2 separate regions of the Mus musculus genome follow, and region 1 is linked to region 2. The links are chromatin contacts, found by Hi-C or POLR2A ChIA-PET in ENCODE. All regions are on one chromosome and are shown on one strand. The core of a region is the stretch at or near the end of the contact, and the rest is flanking DNA. Distances in the headings are between cores, read along the strand shown. Region 1 overlaps Katnal1 (katanin p60 subunit A-like 1). Region 2 has its middle 34 kb from the start of 2210417A02Rik.

Evidence for each region. Hi-C counts contacts between places; a loop is a spot of excess contacts on that map. ChIA-PET counts read pairs that join two places held with the same protein, here RNA polymerase II (POLR2A).
Region 1: a loop to region 2 is called in a map of regulatory T cell, with 2.0 times the contacts of the local background. The contact joins two enhancer-like sites. A Hi-C loop is called at or near these places in 1 of 37 maps with a recorded cell type or tissue (regulatory T cell). POLR2A ChIA-PET finds 5 or more read pairs at or near these places in 1 of 5 experiments (embryonic stem cell).

Annotation. Positions count from the first base shown.
Region 1 is chr5:148,896,862-148,899,680 of GRCm38, reverse strand. All of the region lies in intron 4 of Katnal1 (katanin p60 subunit A-like 1), which reads left to right. Among named protein-coding and RNA genes, the nearest start is that of Katnal1, 30 kb to the left of the region's middle. Within about 2 kb of position 1,565, at least 1 of the 3 ENCODE cell types and tissues checked has a DNase peak (open chromatin) inside an H3K27ac peak, as active enhancers do.
Region 2 is chr5:148,706,945-148,709,686 of GRCm38, reverse strand. No RefSeq gene overlaps it. Among named protein-coding and RNA genes, the nearest start is that of 2210417A02Rik, 34 kb to the left of the region's middle. Within about 2 kb of position 1,451, at least 1 of the 3 ENCODE cell types and tissues checked has a DNase peak (open chromatin) inside an H3K27ac peak, as active enhancers do.

The DNA of each region.
Region 1 (2,819 bases), core at 316-2,815, 190 kb before region 2:
CAAGGAGTAGAAGCAGGTCTTTGGGACAATTCCAAGCACGAATCAACCTCAGCAGTCCAGTCCAGTCGGCAAACACCACACATGATTTGGCATGAGTTTGTGCAGCAAGAAGCAGCCAGAATACCATGAGAACTTCTTTGGCAAATTTCTCTCTCTGAAGTTATAGCTTGCAAGCAGCCATCAGTGAAGACCAGCAAAGCGGCGTAAGGCGAACCAATGCAAGAGTGCCCTCCACTGTCTATGGGTTTATATCAGGTGCCCTCTCACAAGACAGCTTCCAGAAAGATATCACGTGTCTGTTCACAGCAAAACATCCTCTCACGTGTCTGCTTCTGTAAAACATCCTCTCATAAGACAGTTTCCAGAAAAACATCACATGACACTACTGAGTCTCCAAAGAAACCAGAAATGTCCACTTAAGGGGTGGGATGGTGGGGTCCTGGGAGATACCTAAGTTAGACATTGGGAGGTCACATCACATCATCAGACAGTTTTGCAAGCGGGTGTTAGCAGTTTGCACTGTGACTGGCAGAGTAGGAGGCACAGGTCTCCACACCACTGTCAGTGTTCAACATCATTGTCATCGTTGGTCTCTTGAAGGGGCCATGGTTTTACAGGAATATTTACTGTGTGTTGTATGAATACTTTATAACTTAGGAGACTGGAAACTTCTTTGTGGCTATTTTTCATCAGTGGGGTATCTTAAGGACCCTCTTATTCTGGTCTTCTCACATTAAACAATCTATCCATTTTCATATTTGTAATCTTACGGCATTTTTTATCTCTATAGCTGTGGCTGAATTGCACGTATGTAGAGGTTGGCACTATTTTTTTTTTTAAATCCACATTGGATTTCTTTTCCCATTTATGATCTTGGTGTCTGAGAGATGTGCTCTTGGGTTATGGGGAGGTTTTGTCTCACCTGTGTGTTTCCCTCAGGGTGAGCACCTTTACTGGGATTCAGCCGAGCTCCGTGAGCATTCCTCAGCTCTTGATTTTAGAATTTGTATATTTTTGTTGAGCTTTTTCTCAGTTTCAAGGTTGTCAAGTTTCCAAGGGTTTGTGATCTCTGTTTAAATGTGGTGTTTTATAAATGGGAAGATTGAATGTGAAGTCTTAGCAACCATATTTCATTTATTCCTCCTAAACCTCATGAGCACTGAGGTCTCAGTCTTTTTGCTTCATTGCTGTATTCTGTGCCTAGAACAGAGCCTGGCACACTAAACCTGCTCATGACTATTGTGGGAAGAGTGTGCATATTGGTGAGCACAGAGCTTGCTGTGGATCTGTTGCTACAATCCTTGTATCCTGATTGGGCAGTGTAGGGCGCTGCACCCACGTCAGTAAGTGTGCTCTGCATTGTCTGCCTGCGTTACTTTGTGGGGCAGTAGGGCTCCGGTGGGCTGCAGGCTGGCGTCCTTGTCTAACGTTTCCTGTGTTTGTTTCTGCTGTGGGGTGGAAGCAGCCCCCATGTGCAGCAGTGTGCCCTGTGAACAAACTGGCTGCAAGCCCAGGCCCACAGCTAGAGTGCCTAGGCCGCTGTTGCCGCTTGGACGGGCGGCTGACTTGGTTTGCCAGTTTCCTCGCTTCTTGAATGTGCTGATATGTGCTAGGTTCCCAGGGCACCAACACCGTGAGCATTGTGGATGTCAGCTGCTAGACTGACCTGACAGTGGGAGACAAACAGAGGCATGAAAAAGATTATACAGAATTAGCAGTTTACAGAAGAGATATTGGAGCTGGAGAGATGGCTCAATGGTTAAGAGCACTTGTTGCTCTCCTAGAGGACCTGAGTTTGGTCAGGTAATTCACAATCCTGTGACTCCTGCTCCAGGAGGATCTCATGTCCCTGGCTTACACACACACACACACACACACACACACACACACACACACACACAGACACATTTAAAAACAAAAACAATTAAATATGTATAATTGATATATTGAGGCTGAGAATGTAGTTCTTTGATAAGAGTGCTTACCCAACCATGGATGTAATTAATCTTGACACCAAGAAAAAGAGGAAGGAAGGGAGGGAGGGAGGGAGGCAGGGAAGGGAGGAAAGAAAGAAATGATACGTCTAAGAAATTTTGCATTTGTTTTTATCTACTGAGTCCAGGCAGCAGAGGGTAAGTTGGACATGGGAGAAGCAACAGCTTTATAGAAAGAGCCACAGGCCGTCTACAGCTCGGAGATGTTCGGGTGACTGTATGTAGTTCACTGCCTGACTAGAAAGGCAGTATCTTTGTCAAACAGGACACGCTGTCAGAAAAATCCTATGTTGATCTGAAACCCGCCTCTTCTGTTGCTTCCTATCGGCCTCCGCAGTAACAGCAGCCAAGGGTGGTGGTTCCAGTAGTAGCTCATTGGCTTTCGTGGCCCACATTTCCCGGAATCCTCCTCCACGTGGTGTGATGTGCGAGCCATTTCTCAGCTGGTCATTGAACAATGTGTCTGTAAAATGCACGGCACAGAGCAGTAGCTGTCTGTGTCTTAATCACTCAGTCCCACAGTGAGAGGAGCTGCAAAGGAAGATGCGCATGCTATTTGCATTTGGGGACAGGCTGTGTCAGTCACTGACTGCAAGCTATAAATATTTGCTTTGTCACTTAGAGCCTCATTTTCTTCACATAGAATAAGAGGCACGACTCACAAAAGATCCTTACGGAAGTTGTCTTGATTTGAATAATTTAGAAATTAGTACAAAGAAGCTAACTATTTTGCTTTAGGGAAAAGAAAAGTGTCTATCAGCCTTCACACTGTCAAATGGTTGCTAATTCTGACCTTAGTGCTTCGTGCGCAAATCTAAGGAAAGA
Region 2 (2,742 bases), core at 202-2,701:
TTTTAAAATAACTGTGTGAGTAATAGTGCTAATATTTTCCATTTTAAGAGAAACCCAGAAAGTGAAAGGAGATTGTTTTCCTTAAGCAATGCAGATGCCAATGTAATAAAACCCTTCGAGTACTTGTGTGTGCGTACAGCAGGTAAAGCATGTCACAGTGGGTTCACCCTGGTCACATGGAAGGACACCGGACTTTCTGACCAGGGTCATCTAAGTATCTGGGAGAAAGACAGGGGTTTAACCTTCCCTAAACTACTGAATGCCACTGTAATAATTGGTTGCCAGGGCACTGGAAACCTTCGGGATGGGTGGCTCCACGGAGCCTGCATCTGCTGGCTGCCCTTCTGTCGGATGCAGGAGGCGGACGTGGGGGAACCAGCTCTCTGTGGCTGCAGATCTGCACCCTGCCTTTCCTCCCCAGCTGCCAGTTTGAAGGGCATGTGGGCTGTGTGATCCCTTTGTTCCTTTGAAAGAGAAGAGAAATGTGCTCGGTGTAAAAATAGGGTTTAAAAGGCTTTAAAAACCAATCATGCCACATCAGGACGGGTGACAGAGGAGAGTGCTTCCTGTGGTGGCACCTGCAGAGACCCCTCCCCCACCCCAGGTATCTCTGCCCCGCCCTGCTTCTCCTCTGCACCTCGGATTGGGTGCTCCTGGGATTCCATCTACTGGAGCCACTTGCTTTTAGGGTTTAAAGAGAGTCAATTCACTCACTGGGGGCAGGAGACAAAGCTGGGCTTGGGGCTGGGGCTTCTCAGTCCTCTCTCTGGTCCCCTTATTTTTACTTAAGAGCGGCAGGCTTTTCCATTAAAGTTCCCAGATCTTCCTCCACAAGCCCTTTCTATATTTTTAGCACCACAGTCCCTCTTATCTGGATGTGGTAACCCCTTAAAGTCTTTGAGGGCCATCCAAAAAACATCCAGGGTATCTTGTTAAAGGACGAAGCGTCAAGAGCGACGTGCCTTTTACATACTGGACCTCACATCACCTTTTGCTAGTTTTAAGGACTTTATTTACTCTTTAAGGGCAAGAATCGGGCCCTAGGTCAGCTAAAGATGCACTCCATTAAAGATGCACAATTAATTCCGTGGCACTCTGTAGGGATCTCTGCACACGACCCTCCAGCATGGCTCCTTCCTTGCTGTGACAGCCTCAGTCAGGGGCTGAGGCTTGTAGCTCAGTCTGTAATCAGTTGTTCTTCACTGCTGGCCTTGAGGGGAAAAAAAGTCATTTGCTGTGCCCCGAAGGGAGTCTTTAGTGTAATTCCACATTCCTGGCTGGTACCCAGGGCCCCACACTAGCTGTCAGTCCCACCTAGCTCCCTCCTCACCATCCCCGTGTTACACCAGGGCCCCACTCAGGGCTTTGGCATCAGACCTTCATCCGAGCTTTCAATCTCAGCTCTGCCAGTGACTCTGGGTAAGCAATTAATGAGTCACTTTCCTCTGGAAAGTGGAGTTAGTGGCACTTCCTTTATTTGTACAGAGAAGGCTTTTGAGCATATGTGAGACTGTTCGGTGACTTGGAACAAGAGCTCTTCCCTTCTGAGCTCTCCTCTGTGATTTGTCAGAAAAATTACCATAACCAGCCCACAGTGCTGGGTGAGTGGTCTGACAGCTGTCTCCCTGGTGCAGCCCTCTGAGTAGCGCTAGTGAGGACCCTATGCTGACTGCAAAGATAGCCCACCCCCCACCCTACCCCCATAGCCCCCCTTTCCAGACACCCACCTCCATTACTCCCATCAGTCCCTGGGACTCCTGGGATGGCAGGGAGGCTAGGAACCACCCCACCCCACCCCACCCCCTTTGCCAGATCCTCTACCTTAAGAAAACATTACTGGGGTCCAGAGAGATGGCTCAGCAGTTAAGAGCACTCACTGCTCTCACAGAGGGTCTGAGTTCAGTTCCCAGTACTTGTATTAGATAACTCACAACCAACCATCTGTGATCCCCCCTACAAGGGATCCAACACCCTCTCCTGGCCTCTGTGGTCATACGTGTGTGAGCGTGCACACACACACTTTAAAATTTTTTACTTCACAAGAGATAAAAGCTGTCCACACACTTCAACTTTTCCTAGAGATCCGCTGAGCTCAGCTAAACCTCGCAGTTCTTAGGAAGTGGTGGAGCCAGTTCCACACAGGGACCCCAGCCAGCCAGCTTCCATCTACTCTATCTGTGCTCTTGACAGAGTGGCTCTGCCTTTGAGGATCCAGCTTCCTTATACAGAGATCCTAAATCGGGGTATTGACGCTCGCTCGTTTCTCTTGCCCACACATAGCATCAGCTTTAATGGCGTGTTTTCCGAAGACGCTGCGAGAAAGCCAGGGGCAGCTCCTGCTGTTGCCCTGCTGCCACCAGAACATCATCATGGTACACAGATGCTCTGAGGGTCTTGTCAGAAGAAGCCTGTATCCTAGGAATAATTAAATTTTGCTGCAGAGGAATGAACGGGTTGTGTGTCCTTCATTCCGCTATTCGGTCATTGACACTAAGATTCGCCCTGTGCCTTGCAACGGGATTGTGGAGGAGACAGGAGCCCACAGGCTGATAATGCACATGGGATCCAGAAGAAGCAGACGGAAAGACTCTGTGTTCAGGGGGTGTCGGGGAAGCAGGACACGTTTACAAGAATGCCGTTCTCTTTCACCTCGGCCTTCTTGCTGTCTGGGTTTATGTTTAGTCTCCACAGCAGCCTGACTGTCTAGGGCAGACTCACAGCATATCTGATGTTTCCGTCAAC